4 separate regions of the Homo sapiens genome follow, and all the other regions are linked to region 4. Evidence: chromatin contacts called from ENCODE Hi-C or POLR2A ChIA-PET data. All regions are on one chromosome and are shown on one strand. The core of a region is the stretch at or near the end of the contact, and the rest is flanking DNA. Distances in the headings are between cores, read along the strand shown.

Region 1 (5,755 bases), core at 2,976-5,475, 830 kb before region 4:
AAGCAGGCACCATCGCTGGGACAAACACACAGCCTGTTCCCAAGTCCACCCCCAGCCCTCAAGAACCAAACCCTCCGCAGGGATCCTTTCATCTCACGCCAGGAACATGAGAGCCTGGGGGCACCCCTTCCCACTAGAACCTTGAGTTGGGAGAGGACAGGCAGAGGAGCAGAGGAAAACCAGAGGCTCGCCAGGCACCCCTGCAGCTCCTATCTGCCCCTATCTCACCCCTCCCTCCAGCTCTGTGCAATCCCATGGGCCCGAGTGTCCCGGCAAATGAAAGCTTCCAGCCCTGGCATCTACGGGTCTCCAGGAAGGCGGCCCACCTGGCAGGGCTGATCCCACCCTGCAGGACAGGACTTAGCTAGGAGGAGAACCCAGGGGGAGACCACAGGTCCCAATGGGATGAGGCCAGCCTCTCTCCATTTCCAACAAAAGGCCCCACCTGGGGCTGCGCGGTACCTTGAAGAAGCCCTTGCAGCCCTCACATGTGCGGACACCATAATGCTGGCATGAAGCGTTGTCCCCACACACAGCACAGCGGCCTTCACTTCCACCTGGGGCCCCGCTCCGGGCCTTGGTTGAGGTCACGGGTGTATCCAGTATCCCCGAGCCCTCAAGGTGTGGAGAAGTGGGTGCCAAACCTGGGAAGGCCGTAGGCATGGAATAGCTCTCTCCCTCCCCCAGCTGGTGGGTGGCCTGTGAGGGGAACAACTTCAGGGGGCTCTGGGCCAGGCTGGGGCTGGGGCCGGTGGGAGGACTGAAGGAAAAGAAGGCTGGAGGCTGTGGGGGCCCAGAGGCTTTGGGCAGCTGCTCTGTCCATGCCCGCAGGCCTTCGTAAGTCTGGCTGGGCGAGAAGTGGCCGAAGGAGCCATCCCAGGGAGAGAGCTGGGGCGGCTGGAAGCTGGGCGTGGAGGGCGACGGGGCCGAGCAGGGGCTGCCATAGTAGTCAGAGCCACTGGAGGACAGGGCCTCATCCACTGGGCCGCTCAGGGGGCCGGGGTAGCAGCCGTACACCTGGAAGTCCTCGAACTTGAAGGAGGCAGAGGCAGGGGAGGTGGCTGAGGACGAGGATGTGGAGGAGGCCGAGGAGGAGGCTGAGGAGCATGGCTGGACTGTTCCTGGCAGCTGGTAGAGGAAGGTGTCAAACTCTCCTGTGTAGCCGTCCATGAAGGTGCTGAAGCTGGGCAGGGCAGTGGGGGCAGCGGGGGCTGCCTCGGGGCTGGCCAGGTCCATGGTGGGCTTGATGAACTCAGGGGTCAGGGGGTCGCTTGCCAGGTGGTCACGGGGTCCCGGACTCGGTGCTGGTGTCCCATATTGGGCTTGGATACAGGGCATCTCTGGAGAGAGAGGAGACCCCAGGGAGGGAAAGGAGAGTCAGTGGGACAAGCCTATAGCCTTGTCTCAAAGTATTTGGGCCCCAGAGCAGCAAGGTGGCAGGAATCCCAGCCTAAAGATGAGACAGAGGCACCGGGACCAGAGCACCCAGGAATCCTGACCCCTGGCCTGAGTACCATCTCGACCTAGGTGCCACAAAGCCCCTGGGCAGCGGCCCAGCATGAGTGGGCTCCATCAGAAGGCCAGCCACACCCTAGTCAGCCTGGGAACCCTAGGGGAGGCATACAGCCAGCATTTCTCTGCTAGAACAGGGGGAAGCTGTGTTCCTCCAGCCCCCTGCCCCTCCCCCATGGGGAAGGCATGGTGGGGGCCGGGAGAAGGGTGAGTGGGAGAGGCAGCCCAGCAAAGCCTCAGCCCAGCTCCCAGGAGCAGCTCCCTGGTTGTTTCGCCAACCAGGCACTTCCTGGGAATACTCCCAGGCCTCTGCAAAGCCCCTTTTCTCCTCCCCTCGCAGTGCCTAGGAAGAAGGACATCGTGAAAATGGAAGAGGAGCTGGAAGTGAAAGCCCACCTGCCTAAGAAGGCAGCCTAATGCAGAGGCCCTAGCCTGTCCCCCATTTCCACCCCAACCCTGCACACTGAGCAAAGGCAGCAGATCCCAAACCCACCCCAATCCTGCCATCTGGGGCTGGGAAGCCACTCTGCACTGCTCGAGATGCTCCCAGAAGCAAAGAGGAAGGGAACCTAGGCCTCCTCATCGGTAACCTGGCTCCAGACCTTTAAAGGCCATTTGCTGGGGACAGGGCAAGGGGGGAGGAAGGAGACCACAGCCCCCTGGACTCTCAGGAGAATGGACAACAGTACCTAAAAAGAATGTTCTGCTGCCCCCAGTTATCTTAATAAGAGAACTCTGAGAGTCCAGCAGAAGACTTAAGGAGAAGCCTGCTGGTGGGTGGGTGGAAGACATTCTGCCCCTGCCTGGGTCCCTCCACTAAAGCAGGGTCTGTGCCCTGAAGAATCCAGAGGCTCAGGCAAAGGGGGTTACACAGCCCCAGTCCCGAGGAGCCTGAAGAGAGCCTGAACAGAGATAGCATCATTCAGGCAGATCCTTACATTCACAGAATGGTCAAAAAATAATGCAGAGGAGGCTCCAGGACAGTCTCCCTCCCAACCTACACACCTGGGGTCTGCGTAACTCTGGCCTCACCAGTCAATGAGGGAAGCTGGAGAAGAAATCAAGCAGGAACAGAGTACCATAATCAAGGGGTGCAGTGATGGGGGCAAAGGCTGTCACCACCTCCTGGCCAAGAGCCCAGGAAGTCCTCTCTGGTCCTAGCCTTCCTTCTAACTCCACAGGCCCTGAACAGGGCACCTCCACCCCTAGCCTGACAACCAAGACAACAGAGACCCTTGTAGCTCAGGCCCCACACACCCAGTGGCACCAGTCCACAGGCATGCAGCACCCTGCGAGAGGTGAGGGTGGCCACATCTGCCTGCACTAGGACAGCCTGGCCAGGGATGGGCTGGGGGTGAAGGAGGAAAGACAGCAGTTGGGCAGAACTGGGCGCTTGTTCCTGCCTTATTCAAATCCTGTTTCTCCACCTGGACGTCCCACATCCGGATCAACCCCCATCAGTCCCTCCCCCTTCATGCAGGTTCTTAACAACACAAGATATGGACCTACATCTAGCCTCACAGGAGGGGGGAGCAGTCCCACAGGAGGAGGAAGAGGCGGGGTTGAAGGAGGCAGTGGGGAGAATCCGGCTTCAGGCAGGTCTTGGCAACAATGTGGCTTGCACCTGTTCTGCTGAACAAGCCTCAGGCTGCACCCTACCTGTAAGATCCAACAGAGACTACTGGGGGAGGGGGCATAGGGATGATCAGCATCTGGAGCTGGAATGGTTGGGAGGTATCCTCTAGGCAGCACCGCCCCAAGACTCCAACACTGGCAACTTCTATCCAGGATCCCCAAGGACAAGGGTTTCCACCTCTGTCTCTCTTTCTCTCTCTCTCTCTCTCTCTCTCACACACACACACACACACACACACACACACACACACGTGATCCAAGCCCCAGCGAAATCAATTCTCCCTGTGCTTACAGAGACCCTGCCCCGACCCCAAGAAGCCTCCTTTATTCAATACACAGCAAGCAGCCCTCCACAGGTCAGCCACCAAGCCAGTCACTTCCTTCAATGATCCGGAGGCTTCCTAACGCACCTCAGACAGAAAGTTCAGGGTGGGGAACCCCTGCCAACTCAGCCACAGCCTCTAAAGTGTTAAGAAAACAACCGGGACACTGGGAGGGAGCTGACAGGCTGGGAGGAAGGAGGGCCTTTTGGAAATCCAATCCCAGTTAGAATCGTACGGATCCCAGCAGCGCCAAAGCTCTGTGTACCTGTTCCCCCACGGTGCTGTGACCCCCATCCACACCCACCCAAGTTCAGAGCACCGTGCGCCCAGTTGGGCACCCTAGGAGACTGAACTAAGGCCAGCCGCCTGCTGGACAAGTCCCTACTCCCGGCGCCAACCCCAACCCCCTACAGCTTCCACTTTGCAGGTAGTCAACCTCCCCTACCTCCTACCCCGCACCCAGTAGTTTCCAGTCTGACCTGGGTTCTCATCCCGTTGTGCTACAGCTGCACACTACACCTACCCTCTTGCATGCCGGCCCTACAACATCCTCTCTGCCCGCGCGTACACCCATCTCCTTCATGCACCGCTCCTAAAAACAGATGCACGTTCCCCGAAGGGAACCTACCCGGCCGGCTCCCGCTGCCCCTGCCCGGACTGGCGCCCCGAGTCTCAGCCTGGTCCCTGGTCCCGCGTGCGCTCCCGAAGTTCTTCTGTGCACTCCCCCAAGTTTCGTAGCCTCCGCCACTGGGACTCCCCGGCCGAGCCCGACCCTCCTCTTAAGCGCTCCGTGACGCACGGGGAGGGGCGGGGGCGCCACTGACGCAGGCCGCCCGTCGAGCTTTGGCCATACAAGGGCGCGGGGGGCGGTGCGGTTCCGGCGGGAGGCGGCCAGGGGGAGGTGCGGCCCGGGGAGCCCGAGGGGGCGGGGCGAGGAGGGGGGGCCTGGAATGTCTGCGCGCGTGACGCACGCGGGGTTCCATTGACGCAGGGAGCGCGGATTGTTTGATCTATAAATAGGCTCCTCGCGCCCGCCGCGCCCGCTAAAAATAGCAGCTCCCAGGCCCACTAGGCTCCCCGCACCGGACTCGGGTCCCAGCTGGGGGCCCCCAGGTCCAGAATAACCAGCGGGAGGGCCAGAGCCCGAGAAGGGGCGCTGTAGAGACGCGGCCGCGGGGCTTCCCCGGATGAGGATCTCCTCACTCTCCAGTTGCTCCCGGGAGCCAACCGCGCCCGGTCCCTCCGGCTCCCTCCGAGCCTAGCCCCGCCTTTACACCTTCCCAAGCCCTTCCTGGAGCCCTAGGGTGTCGCTGCTGCCGCTGCTGGGCGGTCAGGACAGGCCGCGGGCTGAGGCGGGCAATTCGGACACACCCTGGGGAGCCTGCGCCCTCACCTCAGCCCTAGGCGCAGCTAGTGCACAGGACGCGGCTTCCCCAGCAGGGTCTCAGGCTGAGAGGCTGCCCCTGAGACGTCAGTTAGAGCCCTCGCTTAGTCCCTCCAGGCAGTCTCCCTACACAGGACCTTCCCGAGGGCAGGCGTTGGCCAGGCCCAAGCTCGGCCAACAGCTCTGGCTCCGCTCCACAAGCTGAACTTGGTTTCGCACCGTCCCCTCCCCAGCCCCTTACAGGGGGAGTGCACCCTAGTTGGGAAATTACCGAATTTCAGAACCGGGTGGAGCCTGAGAAATCTTTTCAAACTTGTGCCAACTCTTCCTCATTTTATAAACAAACAGGCTCAGAGAAATAATGGCACTTGCTGAAGGTCACACAGCCAGGTGGTGGCACACTGGGTTGGAACCCAGGGCCACAGACTGCATCTCTAGGGATCTCTCCACGCCTCTTATCAATACCCCTCCCCCTGTCCACATCAGGGAGCACCGGCCCTCCCAGCCTACCTCCAGCACCTGTGGGGAGGCAGCTCTGACCAGTTATCACCTGCCCGGTGGAGTGAGGAACAGCCCGCCAGGGCCCTGCTGGGCACAGACCAGGCTTCAGCCACCTGGAGCCTTCCCTGGTTTGGCCGTCACCCTTCCACCCTGATCTCTCCTGAGCCTGGGGAGCCCTCACGGAAAAGTAAGAGAAGAGGGAAGGGCAAAAAAACAAAAACAAGGAAAAGAGAGCCCTGCCACCCCACTGCGACCCCCATCCATTCCCCTTCTCCCATGTAAGTCAATATCCATGAGTTTCTGCTTCCATTGAGCCTGCACCCACCCACCCAGTTCTCAACTCATCTGGTCACCCCATAGGACTTTCTCTGCCCCGGAGGCTCTGCCGGCCCGATTTCCA
Region 2 (6,256 bases), core at 335-2,834, 730 kb before region 4:
TGGTGTCTTTTCTTGACTGTCTGGTTTATTAAAGACGACTGAACCCACCTGAGAATCATTATTTTTAGTGTAAGAGAAGAGAGCCACAGAACACACTTTATCTCCCATTGCTGGAAGGTTAGGGGCTGCTGAGAAGTCAAAGCATCAGGCTTTGTACGTCAGGAGCGAATACAATCCTGATCATCTCTCCCAGATCCATCTGTGGGTCAATAATCGCTTCAATATAACTGCCAAATATAACCTTCATCTGCTACCCCAAGGCCAAAACACATTCGCCAAGACTCTCTTAAATGAAATATTTTAGGGTTTCATCTGCTCTTCTCAGCCCCCAAAGCCTCAAAAACAACACAGCCAGCGAAGTGTCCCGCAAAAAGGTACCCGCTTCTACAGAGAGGAGAGTGGGGGGGTGGTATAAGGCGAGCCGCAGACTGTGGGGATTGGGAGGTAAGGGGTGTGTGAGGGTGGGCGGGCTGGGAAGAGGCATCGTGTAGGAAGGTAAATAAGTACTGACCAAGGGCCGGGAATACAGTCCAGTGGTGGGATCTTTAAATAATCTTGGGGGTTTGGAGACAGGTTCCAGGATTTCACCTGAAAGGCATCCACAAAGTGATTAACTGAATGGGCCCCCCGGGGTAGGGTGGGGGAGGCGAGGAGGAAAGCAAATACACCTAGATTCACATCAACCCTTGGGGAACTCGGTTCCATAGGGTTAGGGATTCCAAAGCCAGGCTCCAAAAAGGTTTAGGGGCCTGTTCGTCCCACTTCCTCCAAATAGCCTCCACGGGGCATGAGTGCCGGAGGGCGGAGGGGGGATTGCCCCACTGAACTCAAGGGATTGAGTGAAGGGGAAATGTGACTCCCTTTCCCAGAACATTAGGGAGGCAGTGGAGGGAGGGGAAGAAACACGCCAAGTGCAGGACCTGAAGGAAAGGTTAGAGACCCCTTCCCCTACAGTCTGAGGTGCGCGGACTCTCAACATCAGGTTCCCTCGGAGAGGCTAAGACCCCACCGCCCGAACCCCACAGTCTTGGCGGGAGAAAGACGCCCCCCAGGAGCACCTGGAGGGAGGGAAGAAAGCCCCCCGCCCCTGGACACGGTGAAGGGCAGAAACCACGGACCTCCAAATCTTGGAGCTGGAGGCTCAGACTCCCCTCTCTGGAACACGAGGGCGCTGGGAGCGCGACCCCTGAGAACTGCCCGAATCCAGTTCCGCCTGGAACAGGGCTCGGGTCCCCAGGGGCCCGGCGTGAGCTCCGTCGCCGCCGGGCGGCTGCGCCTCGGAGATCGGGGAAGCTGACTGGGGGTCACCCCGACTCCTCTGCGCCCCCCACCCGGCCATATTGTGCTCGTGGGGAGGGGGCGCGCTGTAGTCCAGCGGCCGCGGCTCGAGGCCTCGCCCTTGCCGGGCCCTCTCCATCCCGGCCCCCGCCCCCCGTCCCAGGACTCACCCTGGACCCCCCGGGGCCCGGACCCGCCGCTGCCGGCGAGCAGGAGGACAACAAGGGGGAAGAAGGAGGAGGCTCCGGCCGACTCCGCCATAGTAACCACCGCCGCCGCCGCCGCCGCCGCAGCCCAGCAGCGCCCAGCGCGCGCGCGCGCGCCCCCGGCGCCTCCCCTCCTCCCGCGGCCCGGCTCCCGCCTCCCTCTCCTCCGCCCGGCGCCTGCACGTGCGCTCCCGGCGGAGCCGGCGCCGCGGCCGCCGCGCGCGCCCCCGAAGGGCGGGGCCGGGGCGCGCGCGGGCGCCCGCCTTAAAGGGGAGTGTCCCTGTTAAAGGGGTGGGCGGGGCTCACGCCTCGGCCAACTTCGCGGATCGGTGCCGAGCCCGGCGCGGAGGAGGCCGGAGCCGAACGTGCAGTCTCCTCCCTCTCCTGCACCCCACGCAGTGCAGAATTATCTTATCAGAGTCGATCCCCCGCCCCCGTCGAATATTCTACGAATCCCGTGCGTGTTCCAGTTCCTCCATCCCTGCGCCTAGCCTCAAGCCCCCAGCGCGTCCCCTGGGATCATCGCCGCGGTCTCCTAACTGGTTTCCCTGCCTCGCCTCGCCCCCTGCCATCCTCTGGACGCGGCAGCCTGTGTGATGGAATCGCGGCACGCGCCTTTTCAGAACATAGCAAAGCTCTTTATTGATGACAGTATGGGTGAGGGTGCCGTGTGAGGCACTCTGATTGGGCTGGTAGGTAGAACCCTTTTGGTAAACAATTGGCATTATGCATCAAATGCCTTAAAATCTTCATATCCATTTACCCAGTATTGTCCCCTGTCCTCAAGAAATAATAAGAGGACAGATGTTTATGAAAAATGTTAACTGTATATTTATCATTGTAAAAAAGGTAGAAACTAAGTAGACAATAATAGAAAATGTTAAATTATGGCCCATCCATATGATGGAACATTATTTAGTAATTTAAAATCCTGTTTACAAAAACTATTGACATGAGAAAATGCTTACAAGATAATGTTAAATTAAAAAAGCAAAATGCAACACTGTTTACAGTATTATTCAAATTGTACTGATAATATGTGTTTATAGGAAAAAAAGACTGGAAGGATATTTACCCAATAGTAACAGTAGTTATTGCCATAATTTTTTTACTTTTAACATTTCAATAATTTCTAAATATTTTTCAAATAAATGTTACTTTCAAATCTAGAAGAAATGCTTAAGAAAGTAAACAAATCACTCCGTATCTTTCTGAAAAGAGGTCAGTTTCTTTAGCTTGAGAAAGAACTTGATATAAAGGAAAGGGCAGAATTTTTGCAGCCAGAGAATTCTGGATCTGAATTCTGCTTCCTACTAACTAGCTGTGAAAACTTGGGCAAGGTTTGAACCTCTCTAAGCACAGCTTCACCATCTGAGATCTAGGGGTGGAAAGGATGGCCAAGAGATAGGGAGAACAGTTGCTTAAATGGAATTCTCACCTTCTAAGTTTCACCAACCTGAAGAACTCCCATCGTCATATCCGGAAAAAATAAAGCTGAAGACACACTCGCCAGACACAGTGTACACACAATCACATAAAGTCATGGGGAGGCATTGTCTACAAGTTGGTCAGTGTAGCTGGATGAGTAAATAACTTATTCTCCTCTCCCTCATCTCCCCCAAATAGGCACACCCCACCCAGTCCGTCTAAGTGGTTTCCAATCCATGCTCTATCCACCAAGCTGTGGTGCACACAGTGCTAGGTTACTGTGTTAGTTTCCTACTACCAAACTGGGTAGCTTAAAATACAAATGTATTCTCTCACTGTTCTGGAGGCTAGAAATCTGAAACCATGGTGTTGGCAGGGCCATGTGCTCTCTGAAGGCTCTAGGGAAGAATCCTTCCTTGCCTCTTCTAGCTTCTGGTGGTTCCCAGGATCCTTGGTGTTGTTTGGTTTGCGGAAGCATAACCCCATGTCTTCACATGGTTATCTTCCCTCTGCATCTACATCTCTGTCCACATTCCTCTCTTCTTATAAGGATACCAGTCATTGGATTAGGGCCCACCCTAATCCAGTATGAGTGCAAATGATCTTAATTGGTTACATCTGCTGCTAAGATCCTCGTTCCAAGTAAGATTACATTCGCAGGTTCCTGGTAGACACGAATTTTGGGTGGACACTATTCAACCCAGTACAGTCACCAACCCCTGCAGTTAAGAAGGGAAAGCCAACCCCTCAGGAGCACATATCTGAAGCCAGGGGGGAGGGAGGTATCTTTCCTTATTTCTTGCTAAGTGCTGCCACTGTGGCTTCGAGGCCAGGGGTCCCAGAGGGGACCTGTGGTTGCTTCACTCCTAGACAGTAAAGTCAGCCACACAGCTAAATATACAGATCAGGGAACCAGAATGCTGGCTCCACAGACCAAATGCCACCTCCGTCAGCTCCATCAGCTCACTTGACAGCATTGAACTTTGGGCAAGATACTTTACCTCCCTAAACCTCAATTTACTCATCTTGTAAAATGGAGCTAATAATAGTTCTATGTCATACAGATATTGTTAGTATTGATAAAATATGGTAAAGCATTTAGCATAATCTCTGACACATAGGAAGTGATCTAAAAAGAATAGCTATTATCATCATTATGAGTTGACCTTCACTACAATCCTAGGAAGTGGTTGAGGCATGTCAGAGTGTGCCCCGATGAAGTGACTGAGACTTAGAGAAGGTAAGCGATTTGCCAAGGCTCACATACAATCCATCATTAAAGCCACAGCCTACTGGTCCTGTGCTTTCTTCAACACCATAGCATCTCCTGCTTTTCTAGGTACTGGTCTTCAGGACCCAGCTGAAGGTGGAAAATGAGGTGGAGCAGGGGAGGGGTTAATCATATGCCTCACACCCCATTTGTGAGAGTTTGGGGCATCTCCAAACTAGAGCTTTCCTAGGTGATGTGTCTACCTTCCTTTTAGGTCCCGCGCTACATAGAGACTGCCTAATCCCTACCTGTGCCCTTCGCTCCTTCCCACAGCCTGGCCCAAGGATGCTTCCTGCTAGTTCTCCTCACCATCCCTGAAGGCCCCGGTAAGTGTCCATTTTCGTAAGCCTTCTTTTTTTTCTTTTTCTTTTTCTTTTTTTTTCTTTTTTGAGACGGTGTCTCGCTCTGTCTCCCAGGCTGGAGTACAGTGGCATGATCTCGGCTCACTGCAACCTCCGCCTCCTGGGTTCAAGCGATTCTTCTGCCTCAGCCTCCCAAGTAGCTGGGACTACAGGCATGCGCCACCATGCCTGGCTAATTTTTGTATTTTTAGTAGAGACAGGGTTTCACCACATTGGTCAGGCTGGTCTCGAACTCCTGATCTCGTAATCTGCCTGCCTCGGCCTCCCAAAGTGTTGGGATTACAGGCGTGAGCCACCGTGCCTGGCCTTGTAAACCGTCTTAATCTTAGGGCTGGACCCACATCACAGTCTATGAACTTCTTTTCCCCTCTGCCCTGTCTCTTTGTCAGGAGAGTCCCCAGAGCTAGCAGGAGCCACTTCTCCAGGAAAAAGTCTTACTCCTTAGTCCCACTGACTAGAGTGACAACTCAGTGTGACAATTGCCACATTGGTCGCAACGCACAGAGACACCACTACCTAGGGGATCATTTGCCTTGGTGAGCAGCAGGGTCATTCATCCCAAGAAGGCAATAGTTCATCTTCACTCATCCATTCCACAAGCACTAAGCACCTACAGTACACCAGGCACAACATATAGACATGGATAAGTCATAGTCCTCGCCTTCATGGAACTTAAAATCTAATACAGAAAAGCATGAGAAAAAGAGCAACAACGGGTTATCTCTGCGAGGACACAAGCCTGTAAAGAGCCAATGAGGGCCACTCAGGGGACATGAATGATTCAGCTGTGAGGGGACAGGCTGAGGAGTTGAGAAAGTTTTCACGAAGAGACAGGCTACGCTGATTCTTGGAAGATCAGAGAGTCCCCCCAGATAGGCCTGTGTCAGGAGGGCAGGAGATGGCAGGAGACTGTTCTGCCTGGCATTTAGGAGAACCGTGAGCAGCCTAGCGGTACACCCAGAAGATGCAGGCTGAAGATGATGGACAGTGGAAACGTAATGTTGGTGAGCTAGGCAGACGTGGAAGTCTACTTGGAAATGGAGCACACTGGAGTGGGAGTCTAATAAGAGACCCTCTTCAGTACACTTGGAAGGGTTCTAAGTGTAAATTGATCATGTTTGTATTTTAGGAAAGGCTAAACTGATCATATTTGTAAACTGATCATATTGTGTTAGGAAGATCACTTTGCTGAACCAAGTGAATTTGAACTTTGTACAGAGGCTGGTTGGAGGAAGACAAGACTGGTTGTAAGGAAACCAAAGAGAAGGCAAAGCCCAGGCAAGATAGGAGGTGGACCTGACCCCAGGCAGCAGCAATGTGAAGGTGGAAAAGAGAAACAGATTCAAGAGTTCAAAGACGTAGAAATGACAAGATTGATTGGATACGGGAAATGAGGAAAGGGGATGGCCCCATATGACTCTAGGATAATCTTAGGTGACTAGCTGCCTGGTAGTTTCATTCAGCAGACTAGAATGGGCAGGTTTGGGAAAAAGAAAATTAGTTCCTTGGCTGGGCGCAGTGGCTCACGCCTGTAATCCCAGCACTTTGCGAGGCCAACGCAGGTGGATCACCTGAGGTCAGGAGTTCAAGACCAGCTGGCCAACATGGCAAAACCCCTAAAAATACAAAAATTAGCTGGGCATGGTGGTGGGCACCTATAATCCCAGCTACTTGGTAGGCTGAGGCAGGAGAATCACTTGAACCCAGGAGGC
Region 3 (6,724 bases), core at 3,060-5,559, 600 kb after region 4:
AACAGTAGGTATAACATCATCTGATTCCGTAAAAAATTAAAAAAATTTTTAAAAACAGTAATAGGTATGTTTGCATATACACAGAAAATAATCTGGAAGGCTATATACTAAATTGTTTATCCTTGGGTGAGTGAGAGTGTGTGTGTGTGTGTGTGCGTGTGTGTGTGTGTGTGTCTGGAAGGCTATATACTAAATTGTTTATACTTGGGTGAGTGAGAGAGAGAGAGAGAGAGAGAGAGAGAGAGAGTGTGTGTGTGTGTGTGTGTGTGTGTGTGTGTGTGTGTGTGTGTGTAGATACATATATTTTGGAGGCAGGGTCTCCCTCTATCACCCAGGCTGGAGGGAGTGCAGTGGTGTGATCATAGCTCACGGCAACCTCAAACTCCTGGGCTCAAGGGATCTTCCCACCTCAGCCTCCCAAGTGGCTGGCACGCCACCATGCCTGGCTAGTTTTTAAATTTTTTCTCAAGACAGAATCTCGCTTTGTTGCCCGGGCTGGTCTTGAACTCCTGGGCTCAAGCAATCCTCTCGTCTCGGTCTCCCAAAGTGCTAGAATTACAGGTGTGAGCCACACCTGGCCTGTTTTATATACTTTAGTAGAGTTTGATTTTTAAAAACTAAGCCTGATTTATATTAATTCAAAAGTACACATCTTTCTAAGAACGAACGGTCCATAGGTGTATATTTGCTAACAAGGTGGTTTACACAGTATATTCAATTTTAAGAATGATATTTTTGATAGGTCATTAGATGGGGTAAAAAAAAAAAAAAATAGCTGGGCAAGGTGGCTCACGCCTGTAATCCCAGCACTTTGGGAGGCCGAGGCACGCAGATCACCTAAGGTCAGGAGTTCGAGACCAGCCTGGCCAGCATGGTGAAACCCTGTCTCTGCTAAAAATACAAAAATTAGCTGAGAGTGGTGGCGCGTGCCTGTAGTCTCAGCTACTCAGGAGACTGAGGCAGGAGAATCGCTTGAACACAGGAGGCAGAGGTTACTGCGGTGAGCTGAGATCACACCGCTGTACTCCAGCCTGGGCAACAAGAGTGAAACTCCATCTCAAAAAAAAAAGGAATAATGTGTTTGCACACATGTAAAATTTTTTTCTGTGTATGCACTGGAAAAGTGTGCATGTTTACCCACCAAAATATTAACAGTGGTTAGTTATGGCTTGCAAGATTATGAAGTGGTTTTATAGTTTCTTTTCCTTCTTGCTCTTATTTTCTAATTTTTCTGCAATGAACATTATTTCAAGAAACAATAAATATTTTAAAACTTCAATCATGACTACTTACTACACTATACAAATTTAATCACAATGGTCCTTCATCTGTTTCCCTAGTAAAATACAGAAACTGAATTTTTGTTAAAAAATAATTAATTAAACCTTTTCAAAGCAGCCAACTCAAGACTTCAGGGAATTTCAAACAGTAAATACAGCTAACAGGGGTACAGAAGCCTACCAAGTAAACCGTCATTAGAAACAGGAAACCATGTCTTTTATTGTAAAAGAAATACCAAAGCATTCTTCTGTTCCATTCGCCACTCACAAGATCTCCTACCTCCACCCCCTACCCTGGCACAAAGGCCACTTCTGATGGCTCAGAACACATCTGGCAGAGTGACAAAGTGAAAGGCCTTTAAAAAGCTTTCTTCAGTGCTTAAGTCTCAGTCAGGCAATGTCAGTAAATGATCGTGGGACAATCTGTTAGATTTGGCATCCTGGATATTAATCAACTACTAACCACCTCAGGTTTTGAAAGAGGTCAATCAAGACAGTCTAGTTCAGCCATGCCAATTAGCTCCATCAGATCCACAAACGAGCAAAGAAATTAAGGAGACCTGGAAGAAGCTGAGCTGCAGTGAGAATGCGAGGACTACAATGCTAGGCCTACAGTATCTTTAAAATGCTCCCCCTCCCCGTTTTCTGACTACAAGACCCTGTGCTCAAAAGTCACCCCTCTGTGATGCCTTCCACTACTTCCTCCTAGTGCGCCTACAAATCTGCATACATATCTGTGATAGCACTTAGCACCCACTGGTATTTTAATTATGTGTTTACACCCCATGTCTCCCTACTAGACTGTGCACTTGAGGGCAGGGATTGTGTCTTGTTTATCACTGTAGCCCACCCACAGCCTGGCACAATAGACGCTTGTTGAACAAGTGACTGAATGAATTAATAAAATGGAGGCAGTGAGAGAATAATAAATCAAACAGACATGTGTACTTGGTGGAAAACTAGAAATGGGAGAAAAAGAGTTCTTTAGCAAGAGCTGAAAGGCTCAGGGAATGGAATTTAGTGGACCAGAAGTTTACCGAAACTTGACAGCTAGATCTTAAAGGTGAACAAAAAAGCAATGCTTGGACTGCCTGAAGAGAGGAATAATATATAAATCACAAGGCACTAAAAGCTAAGAACTCCAAGCCAGATATAGATACATCCCTTAGCTAGAGGGCAAGACCAGACAGAAAGAAATCAGTGAGAATCTGTTATTTCACATTTCTGTGGTTGCCACCACTTATAGTCTGTGCTCTTAAATCATCCTCACCACCTGTACTTACACAGATTTTGCTGCACTAAAGCAATGTTTTTCAACCTTGTCCAATTTTTAAGATTCTCCCAAGGAACTTGCAAAAATACGAATTCCCAGACCCCTCCCATGGAGACTCTGATGCACTAAGTCTGGATTAAGATCCAGAAATCTCTACTTCTAACAAGCATCTTCCAATGAGTCCTAAAGCCAGGCAAGTTTGGAAATTGCTGCAGTGAGGAATCCTGTCTGGTGTATGCTGGATGGTTCTGCAGACTGAATGTGAGGAGGGAACTGATTGGGAGGAGGGGGAAGAATGCTGGCTGGGCTATCCAGCCACAAGGGAGAGCACAGAACCTCTGGAGCTCAGACACTGAGTCACACCACAGGCTTTCTTACTCAGAACAGACTTTTTGCCATCTGGCATATAGAACAAAAAGGAGAATCATAATGATACCTATATAAAATTTGCATTAAAATGGCATATAAGGTAAACCTGTTGTTCAAGTTTTTTTGAGAAATAAATACAGGGAGGATTAGCCTTCCCCTCCCACTAGAGTAACGTCTTTTGTCCAGGTGCCTGCAGCGCTTGGCAGGAGTGGAGGCAGGCATAGAGCCTTGTATGAAGACACTGACCTAAACCAACAAGAGAATGGTCGTGGCGAGTCTGCGACCCACACGCTGTGAGACTGTCCAGCTGCATCAGAATTACCACAGTCTTCAGCAGCCAGCAGCAGACATACAGAAAGACACATGTGTGAGGCTGAGTATAAAGGACTTATGTTTCCAACTTCTTTCCTCACCACCTGGGATCAATGAAAACAGCTTGGCACAAGTGGCCCACAAATCATCTTCAAGTTGATTGAGAGAGGGCTGTGAGGAGGCGTGCGTGAGCCTGCCAGCCACCCAAGCCTCCTAAAAGCCACAAGGTGGTAGGGAGAACAGTCGCATAAGTAGTGAGCAGTTAGTGTGTATTTACACCAGTCAGGTGGGTGACACTGCTGTGGTGAAGAGCTCAAGGGTCTGAGCTAGACAGAACCACATCTGAGGCAAAAGGACTCTAGACAAGTTTTATTTCTTGATAAATCTGTTTCTTTCTTTTTCTAAGACAGGGTCTCACTCTGTCACCCAGGCCGGAGTGCAGTGGCATGATCATGGCTCACTTGTGGGCTCAAGTGACCCTCCTGCCTCAGCCTCCTGAGTATCTGGGACCAGATGGGTGTGCTATCACACCCAGCTAATTTTTAAAAAGTTTTTTTTATAGAGACAAGGGTCTCACTATTGCCCAGGCTGGTCTCAAACTCCTGGGCTCAAGCAATCCTCCTGCCTTGGCCTCCCAAAGTGTTGGGATTACAGGTGTGAACCAATGCGCTCAGCAGAGCCTCAGTTTCTACATCTGTGAAATGGGGAACAGTCTCTCCCTTGCAAAGTTTTCATTGTGATTTAAAATATAGGGTCTGGGCTATGGAAAATAACATCAACAAACATTACTAAAAGCCTACCCTACTGGCCAAGTGGGGACAATTATGTCGCAGAGAAGAGGCACAGGCAAACAAACATGACTAACACTCTATAATTAAGCGCCATGGGAGACACGTACACAAATGCAGCACCTTCTGGAACCCAGAAGGAAGCATCACGATCTTGGCCTGAGTAGGGAAAGGAATGCTTCACGGAGCAGACGACATTTGGTTTGGGTCTGGCTTTTCATTCTCTTATCAGAAAGGTGATATAAATTCCTAACGATACAGTCACTTAGTGGTTTGCTAGTTGTACTCTGCTGCTGACTGGCTCTGTATGGGCATGGCCATGTTTGGTAGTTGTTCAGGATTCCTATCTCCCAAGAAATGTGGCAATGCTAAGTAACTTTCATTTATGACCTTGTGCAGTACCTTGAGCAATTAGGGGCTAAATAAACACAACATCTGAAAAATTCTGGAGGGTCATCAAGTCATATGTATAACTTTTTCTATCGGGAGCAGTCTTAATGGACAGAGAGCAAGGGTTACAGCTGCAGCCATAAACTTTCTGCCCCAGTGGAAATAAAAGAGCATATGCCATGCAACCCTGCTTTAAAGTCACAGCTATGCAGTCAGGGGTGGTGATAGAGGGTGGGGGGACTTTGGGAAGGAAAGAAAAGCATTTTTGAGCACTGAATGGATGATATGCAGGTCATTAAACAAAGACAAATAAAATAGTATCTTTGCCTTCAAGGAGTTCCCAGTCTAAACAAATATTACAATAAAAGTACAAGTGCTACACTCAAGATTATTTGCAAAGTCCCATGGGAGCAAGGAGAGAATGGTAATGAAAATTATAATACTCGATAAGAACATATAAGTAAAATAACACTTATCAAGGGCCTCCTATGTATCAGTCTCTGTTCCAAGAGCCTCACAACAGCCCTATCAGGTGATATTATCATCATTTTTCTCAATTTATAGGTGAGGACAGTGAGGCACAGAAGTTTAAGCAATTTGCCTACAGTCACACCTAGTAAGTGCTGTGATCAGGATTTGAATCCAGGCAGAAATGGCTCCAGAGCCCCTGCTCTTAAACACCACCATATATTCATTTTTACAGAGACGCTCCAAATTCTACTTCAGAAAGATTGAGAAAACATCACAAAAGTTGCTCTTGGGTTAGGTCTTGAAGGATGATCGTCAGGAGAGAGAGACACTGAGGGTGAATGCACAGTTTATCAAACCCAGAGTTTGGAAAAGAGTGGCATGCTTGGAACAACAGACACAGAAGCTGTAATTTCAATCACCGATGAACAGAGATGGCCCTGCTGCTACTCCTGCAGCCTAACCTGAGGTAGGACTTGGCCGTTTGTGCCTCACCACGAAATCCTCAGACACTTGACGTTGAGGGTTGATAGTCACCTCATGGACCCATCAATTTACTTCACTCTTCAAAAAATGGCACTATATAACACCACCACCAATCTAACATTCTTTTAAATTTTTTATTCTTTAACTTTTCAAAACATTCTGACATCAATTCATTTGATTTGGCTGAAAACCTTCTTCAATAAACGGAAAAAGCATTACCTTCATGAGAACAAGAAACTGAGATGTGAAAAGTTAAATGTCTTGCCTAAGCTAGACTAGAATCTCTGGCCTTTTTCTTGCTGTTCTTTGTCCATTGTTATTTGTAGGTGGCCCCTAAATCAGATGCAATTTAAAAAAATTAAACCTGTTGTCCATAAACAAACAACATAAGCAATTACTATGAATCACTTCAAAATACAGATGACTTTCGAAAATGTATTAACAATTCTGCTCCTCAACAGGACCCTGGCTGAACTGTCTCTTTTAATCTCCTTCATCTTTTATTTTTTTGAGATGGAGTCTCTCTCTGTTGCCCAGGTTGGAGTATAGTGGTGCAATCTTGGCTCACTGCAACCTCCACCTCTGGGGTTCAAGTGCTTCTCCTGCCTCAGCCTTCCAAGTAGCTGGAACTATGGGCAAATGCCACCACTGCCGGGTAATTTTTGTATTTTTAGTAAAGACAGGGTTTCACCATGTTGGCCAGGCTGGTCTCCAACTCCTGACCTCAAGTGATCCACCTGCCTTGGCCTCCCAAAGTGCTGGGAATATAGGCATGAGCCACTGCCCCTGACCCCTTTCATCTTTTAAACCAGACAGCCAACTGTGGAAACTGTGTCCAACTGGTGTTTTAAAAATAGCAAAAAAGGCCGGGTGCGGTGGCTCACGCCTGTAATCCCAGCACTTTGGGAGGCCTAGGCAGGTGGATCATGAGGTCAGGAAATTGAGACCATCCTGGCTAACACGGTGAAACCCCATCTCTACTAAAAATACAAAAAATTAGCCAGGTGTAGTAGCGGGCGCCTGTAGTCCCAGCTACTCGGGAGACTGAGGCAGGAGAATGGCATGAACCCGGGAGGTGGAACTTGCAGTGAGCCGAGATCGCGCCACTGCACTCCAGCCTAGGTGACAGAGCGAGACTCCGTCTCAAAAAAAAAAAAAAGCAAAAAGATCATTATACATCATTACTAAATATTCATTTACATAGAATATGGCCAACATCTTCAAATCTATACCTGAACCTAATCATCCTATTCTATCCTTTAAATGTAAATTTTAGACCAGGAAGGTGGTTCATGTTGGCTATGGCTGGAGATGGGGAGTAAGACTAGGGTTATCACTACTCATACATGAGGGATACA
Region 4 (6,272 bases), core at 3,519-6,018:
TCGTTTTCTCCTTCACTCACATTTCCCCAACTTTCCGAGCCTTCATTTATTCAATAAGTAATTATTATCTACTGTGTGCCAGATAACTGGGCTTGGTGCCAAATGTCCAGTCAAAAACAAAATGGACTGTTGCCTTGGAATTTACTGCCTACTCGGTAAACATATTAAATAGAAAATAAACATACAAATACATCAGCACACATGGTGATTAAGAAAACGGGAAGGTGATACGAGACAAAATAACACTGAAGTGCAGGGAAAATGTCTCTGAGGAAGGAAGCCATATATAAGGCAAGGCCTGAAAGATGGGCTAAGGAGGAGGCAGAAGAAACAGCATAGGCAGACACAATGAAGGCAGGAAAGAGCTCGAAGTTTAAGAACCTGAAAGTGGATCAGTATCGATGGGTCTTAGTCCGTTTGGGCTGTTATAACAAAATACTATAGGTCGGGTGCAGTGGCTCACGCCTGTAATCCCAGCACTTTGGGAGGCCGAAGCAGGTGGATCACCTGAGGTCAGGAGTTCAAAACCAGCCTGGCCAACATGGTGAAGACTCATCTCTACTAAAAATACAAAAATTAGCCGGGCATCGTGGTGCATGCCCGTAATCCTAGCTACTCGAGAGGCTGAGACAGGAGAATAGCTTGAACCCGGGAAGTGGAGGTTGCAGTGAGCCAAGGTCTCATCACTGCACTCCAGCCTGGGTGACAGAGCAAGACTCTGTCTCAAAAAAAAGTAAAATTTTAAAATAAAAATAATAAAATATTAGGCCAGGCGTGGCGGCTCACACCTGTAATCCTAGCAATTTGGGAGGTGGAGGCAGGCGGATCACCTGATGTCAGAAGTTTGACATCAGCCTGGCCAACATGGTGAAACCCTGTCTCTACTAAAAATACAAAAATTAGCTGGGCACGGTGGCACATGCCTGCAATCCCAGCTACTTGGGAGGCTGAGGCAGGAGAATCGCTTGAACCCAGGAGGCAGAGGTTGCAGTGAGTGGAGATCGTGCCACTGCACTCCATCCTGGGCTAAAGAGTGAGACTCTGTCTCAACAACAACAACAACAAAAGCCAGGTGCGGTCTTTGGCATGCCCAGGCAAAAAAAGAAAAAAAAATTTTTTAAGTAATATACTTTGTTTTTTGTTTTTGAGACGGAGTCTCACTCTGTCACTGAGGCTGGAGTGCAGTGGCACCGTGTCGGCTCACTGTAACCTCCGTCTCCTGGGTTCAAGCAATTCTCCTGCCTCAGCCTCCCGAGTAGCTGGGATTACAGGAGCCCACCACCACGCCCGGCTAGTTTTTATATTTTTAGTAGAGACGGGGTTTCACCATGTTGGCCAGGCTGCTCTCGAACTCCTGACCTCAGGCGATCCACCCGCCTCAGCCTCCCAAAGTGCTGGGATTATAGGCATGAGCCACAGCGCCCAGCCAAAAAGTAATAAACTTTCATTGCAAGAAGACTACCAATACCACATACTGGTGAGGATGTAAAACAATTAGAACTCTCTCATGCATTGCTGATAAAGATATAAATTGGTTCAAACACTATAGAAAACTATTTAGCAGTATGGACAAAAGCTAAATAAAATAGAATAGCTATTCTACTCCTCAGTATTTACCTGGAAGAAATAAGTGCATATGTTCACCAAAATACTTGTACAAGAATGCTCATAGCAGTTTTATTCCTAAGAGGCCCAAACAACAAGCAAATGCCCATCAATAATGGAATGGATAAATTGTAGTATAATTATGCAATGGAATACTACACAGCAATAAAAAATACTTCTACATTCAACAACATGGATGAATCTCAAAAACATATATTGAGGCCGGGTGTGGTGGCCGACACCTGTAATCCCAGCACTTTGGGAGGCCGAGGAGGGCGGATGACTTGAGGTCAGGAGTTCGAGACCAGCCTGGCCAACATGGTGAAACCCTGTGTCTACCAAAAGTATAAAAAATTAGCTGGGAGCGTGGTGGCTCATGCCTGTAATCCCAGCACTTTAGGAGGCTGAGGTGGGCGGATCATGAGGTCAGGAGTTCAAGACCAGCCTGACCAACATGGTGAAACCCCATCTCTACTAAAAATACAAAAATTAGCCGGGCATGGTGGCGTGTGCTTGTAATCCCAGCTACTCAGGAGGCTGAGGCAGGAGAATCACTCGAACCTAGGAGGTGGAGGTTGCAGTGAGCTGAGATCACACCATTGCACTCCAGCCTGGGCGACAGAGCGAGACTCCATCTCGAAAAAAAAAAGAAAAAAAAAATTAGCTGGGCGTGATGGCACGCACCTGCAGTCCCAGCTACTTGGGAGGCTGAGGCAGGAGAACCACTTGAACCCGAGAGGCGGAGGTTGCAGTGAGCCGAGATCACACCACTGCACTCCAGCCTGGGCGACAGAGCAAGACTCCGTCTCAAAAAAAAAAATTTTGTTGAGTGACAGAAGCCAAACACAAAAGATTGCATATTGTCTGATTCCATTTATGAGAAGTTCAAGAATCAGCTCAAGTAATCAATCTATGGTGACAGAAATCAGAATAATGGTTACTTTGGGAATTTATGGCCGGTGAAGGTACATAAGGGAATCCTCAGGTCTTGGAAAGGCTCTATATCTTGTTTTGGGTGGGGATTACATGGATATATATATGTGTGTGAGTATATACATGTATATATAGACATGTATATATGTATACACGTATCTATACACGTGTATATATGTATACACACACACGTACATATGTATACACACACATACACGTACATATGTACACACACATATACACGTACATATGTATACACACATATACACGTACATATGTATACACACATATACACGTACATATGTATACACACATACACGTACATATGTATACACACACATACACGTACATATGTATACACACACATACATACACGTACATATGTATACACACATACATACACGTACATATGTATACACACATACATACACGTACATATGTATATACATGTAAAAATTTATCAAGGTATACACATACTGTGTACATGTTATGCCCCAATAAACACAGAAACAAAAAGTAATATATGCTCATCAAATATTTAAGCAATGCAGAAGTGTATACAACATAAAGAAAACCGTGATTAACATTTTTATGTATGTCTCCCTGAACTCCTCTGATCACATCCATATTTCTTTCTTCAAACTGTCGCTGATATCCATGCTATCCAAAGCCTTTGATCTATGTGTAGCACCAAACCAAGTGACATAAATGAAAAGTTTCAACCTTCATGTGACAAAGTTCAGCAGCAATACTGAGCCCCTCCTTCACATAAAGAGTAGTGGGAAATACAAACATGAGTAAGTCACAACCAGTGCTCTCAAAGAATTCACAGTCCAGGGAGAGAAACTACAGGGACTACCGGCCAAACAAAAACCCCAAGAACTGTAATATCAAGCCACGCAGTAGAGTTTCACAGGGCCATTAAAACGAGTTCAAACTATTGTACAAGGAATGACACCTTACAGTTGTATAGAGCTTGCAGCTTTCAGTTTTTTCACATACAGGCTCACAAACTTAACCCTATGAAGTAGTCATTATAAATGTCATTATAAATATTATCCTTGTTTTATAAGTAATGAAGAAGTTAAATTACTTGCCTGGACGGCTAGTGGAAGAGTTGGGACTAAAACCTAAGTATTCTGACTCCTAATACATTGGTTACTCATAAATCCGCCGCCAGCAGTACCTGCTCACTTCCAGATGGAAACAGCAAGCTGATAACAGCCTAGTCCACTGGCCAGGTTAACGACGAGGCCGGGCCATTCAATGCCCTTCCACCACGAGGCCTTACGGAGCAGTCCCGGGGAGGACTGAGGCCTCCAACTGCATTCTCACACTGCCTCTAACCCATCTACCTCTAGCTATCCTCAGACCACCAAATATCGGGAGAGGGTGGGAGGGGGAACAGCCTAGGATGACAGCAGGTGGCCTCAGTATTGGGATCCACATTCACTGGATTTACAGAGCCTCCTTCCTTCCCAGTTCTTCTCTCCATTCCCACGCTTCCACTTTGGTCTTCCAACTTTTTCCTCTTTCAGTTGTCCACCACTTCTCCAATCTGCTTTCCCTCAGCCACCCACATCCACCCCTTTTCTGGTCCCCTCTCTACCTTAAGAAGCTGCTAGAGGTTTTTCACCATTCCACTGAACTTTGTCTTTCTGTTCACATTTCCTTGTCTACTTGGACAAGAAGGCCGGAAATCTGCTTTTAGACAACACAGCCCACGGCCGCCACCGGGTGAGAGACCTGGGACCCTTCGCTGCTTTGGCGCTGGGGCACAGCTGTTCAGAGGTTCTCCACGTTGGCTGAGCGATGTCTGAGTTCCCCCGCCTTTCTAGGGAGGGAGGGATAGACATAAACTTGACTTTCAACATTGAGGACAGTTGACTACCTAGAGGAAAGGCGGTGGCCGGGAGTCACCGCCCCAACCCTCAGCTGAAGGCCATGTGGCATGGAGGGTCCGGACTCCAGCTCCTACTCTGGCACCTTCCGAAATGAAACCACCTCCGCGGCACCTCGGAGGGGCTGAGTAACCAGACCCACTGACCGTCCATCCCTGTCCCGGGAGAGAGCCTCCGGGACCTCCCGCTCGGCCAGGGCCAGAGGGTCCCCTCCCCACCCCCACCCCTCGCTCCTGGCTCCCGTGCTCCCCTCCCTTCCCTGACCGCCCTCCCAGCCCGCCGCCCCCGGCGGCTGGCGCGGGCGGTGCAGCATGCGGCAAAGCTCTTTGCATAAATTATGCTCATGACGCAGCAGCTAAAAAAATCCAAGTAGCAGAAGGAGGGAAAAAAGGGGGGGAGGGAAAAGGGGGGGGTCGTGGAAGGGGGAACGAAGAAAAATATATACCTGACCGCCCCCCCACCCGGCTTCCCCTTCCCGCTTCCCGGCCGTCCCCTCTCCGCCCGGCTTAGCCTGCGGAGCCCCCTTCGGCTCTGCCCAGCCCAGGCTGGGGGCCTGGGGGCGGCGGCGGGTCCCGACCAGCTCCCGGGCCGAGCCGAGCCCAGCCAAGCCGCACTGGCTTCTTTGTCTGCGGGCGGCGGCCGCCGTGGCCCCGGCCCCGGCCCCGGCCCCCTGGCCCGGGCTGTGAGATGAATCTCTAATCGGTGGCCGCCAGACACCCGCGGCGAAGGCGGCTCGGGCTCGGGCTCCGGTAAGTAGCGGGGTCCGGGGCGGGGAGGGGTTTGCACGGAGGGGGAGGGGGCCGGGCAGGGGAGGTTTCGGGTTTGGTTAATATGCAATGCCCGTAATTAGCATAATTTATATATTTATGATAAAGAGAAAAAAAGCCGCGGGGCCGGGGCGGCGGGATGCTGGGCCGGGGCGGCGGGGAGCTGCGGGAGCGGGACAGCGCGCGGTTGCCCAGCTGGGGCTAGACACCCGGGGGCCGCGCCCTCGCCCGCCCGCGGGCCGCTCTGGACCTGGAGCGGAGGGGGCGGCCGCCAGGTGGACCCGGTGGGGAACCCCGACCTGGCCCCTCCCCGTTTCTGCCCCTGGAGCCCTTGTGGGGTGCGGACCACAGGGGACGCTCTGTACACAGAACCAGTGGCGACCAGAAGCGGATCCTTGCCTCTCTGGAGAACACGGACGCCTGGGTTCCCGGCGGTTAGGGCCAGCTGGGGCGGCCAGGGTGACCTGTCACGGTTCTCCCGAATGAACAAACTCCGGGACGACCGGTGGGACCCGGGGGTAGGGACCCAGGCGTTGCTGGAAGGGTGGGTCAGTGATGGGAGGGCCACCTTCTAGCAGAGCATGAGCACTTCATAAATATTTAATATCGATATTATTATTAATAAATAGTCATAATAATGGGCCCGATGCAGGCTCCCTGGGCAGGCTCACCTGGCAAGGCCAAGGGAGCTCCCAGCATACCCTCTAACCTCCACTTTCGCGGCAGAATACCCCACTCAGCCCGACTGGAAGCCTAAAACCTTCACAGAATAGCCTCTGCGGCTGGGCAGGGGGAAATCAGAAGAGTTCGGGAAGCATTCCTGGGCCAAAGAAAAGAGGCTCTTTGCAGAGATTTTTAACCTCATCTGCCCTTCCCAAATTCCTTGTTCCAAAAGTAGAGGGCTGGTCTTCAATTGTTCATATACATGTGTCCCATGCCCCTTATTTAGCAATCTAAGGCAGCCACCATTGACTGGCAGAGGCCTTCTGAGGAATAATTCCATATATTCCATTTTCATTCAAGTCCTGGTCCTCAAAGTGATACTTCTGTGACCTGGTACTCCGCT

The links. Hi-C counts contacts between places; a loop is a spot of excess contacts on that map. ChIA-PET counts read pairs that join two places held with the same protein, here RNA polymerase II (POLR2A). Pooled maps may share reads with other maps.
Region 1: a pooled map shows a loop between it and region 4 (5-fold over the local background). The contact joins the promoter of NR4A1 here to the promoter of POU6F1 in region 4. A Hi-C loop is called at or near these places in 1 of 50 pooled maps. POLR2A ChIA-PET finds 5 or more read pairs at or near these places in 3 of 52 experiments (Caco-2, GM12878 and WTC11).
Region 2: a loop to region 4 is called in a pooled map, with 5 times the contacts of the local background. The contact joins the promoter of ACVR1B here to the promoter of POU6F1 in region 4. A Hi-C loop is called at or near these places in 5 of 50 pooled maps. POLR2A ChIA-PET finds 5 or more read pairs at or near these places in 2 of 52 experiments (HEK293 and WTC11).
Region 3: POLR2A ChIA-PET joins it to region 4 with 10 read pairs in WTC11. The contact joins the enhancer-like site here to the promoter of POU6F1 in region 4. POLR2A ChIA-PET finds 5 or more read pairs at or near these places in 3 of 52 experiments (OCI-LY7, WTC11 and activated CD4-positive, alpha-beta T cell).

What each region holds. Positions count from the first base shown.
Region 1 is chr12:52,049,912-52,055,666 of GRCh38, reverse strand. NR4A1 (nuclear receptor subfamily 4 group A member 1) reads right to left here and starts at 4,225. Exons shown (of 7, transcript NM_173157.3): 1 at 4,099-4,225; 2 at 463-1,340. The coding sequence starts at 1,338. It overlaps LOC107984510 (a long non-coding RNA gene), which reads left to right and starts at 4,513. Exons shown (of 2, transcript XR_001749148.3): 1 at 4,513-5,633. RefSeq lists enhancers at 2,561-2,680, 3,532-4,089 and a silencer at 4,181-4,590.
Region 2 is chr12:51,947,027-51,953,282 of GRCh38, reverse strand. It overlaps ACVR1B (activin A receptor type 1B), which reads right to left and starts at 1,584. Exons shown (of 9, transcript NM_004302.5): 1 at 1,449-1,584. The coding sequence starts at 1,539. RefSeq lists silencers at 1,590-1,639, 1,670-1,729 and an enhancer at 1,187-1,806.
Region 3 is chr12:50,616,961-50,623,684 of GRCh38, reverse strand. All of the region lies in intron 1 of DIP2B (disco interacting protein 2 homolog B), which reads right to left. Among named protein-coding and RNA genes, the nearest start is that of DIP2B, 120 kb to the right of the region's middle. RefSeq lists an enhancer at 2,882-3,071. Within about 2 kb of position 4,309, at least 10 of the 41 ENCODE cell types and tissues checked have a DNase peak (open chromatin) inside an H3K27ac peak, as active enhancers do.
Region 4 is chr12:51,216,558-51,222,829 of GRCh38, reverse strand. POU6F1 (POU class 6 homeobox 1) reads left to right here and starts at 4,768. Exons shown (of 11, transcript NM_001330422.2): 1 at 4,768-5,188. RefSeq lists silencers at 2,308-2,487, 4,595-4,744, 4,945-5,104, 5,335-5,594 and an enhancer at 4,385-4,444.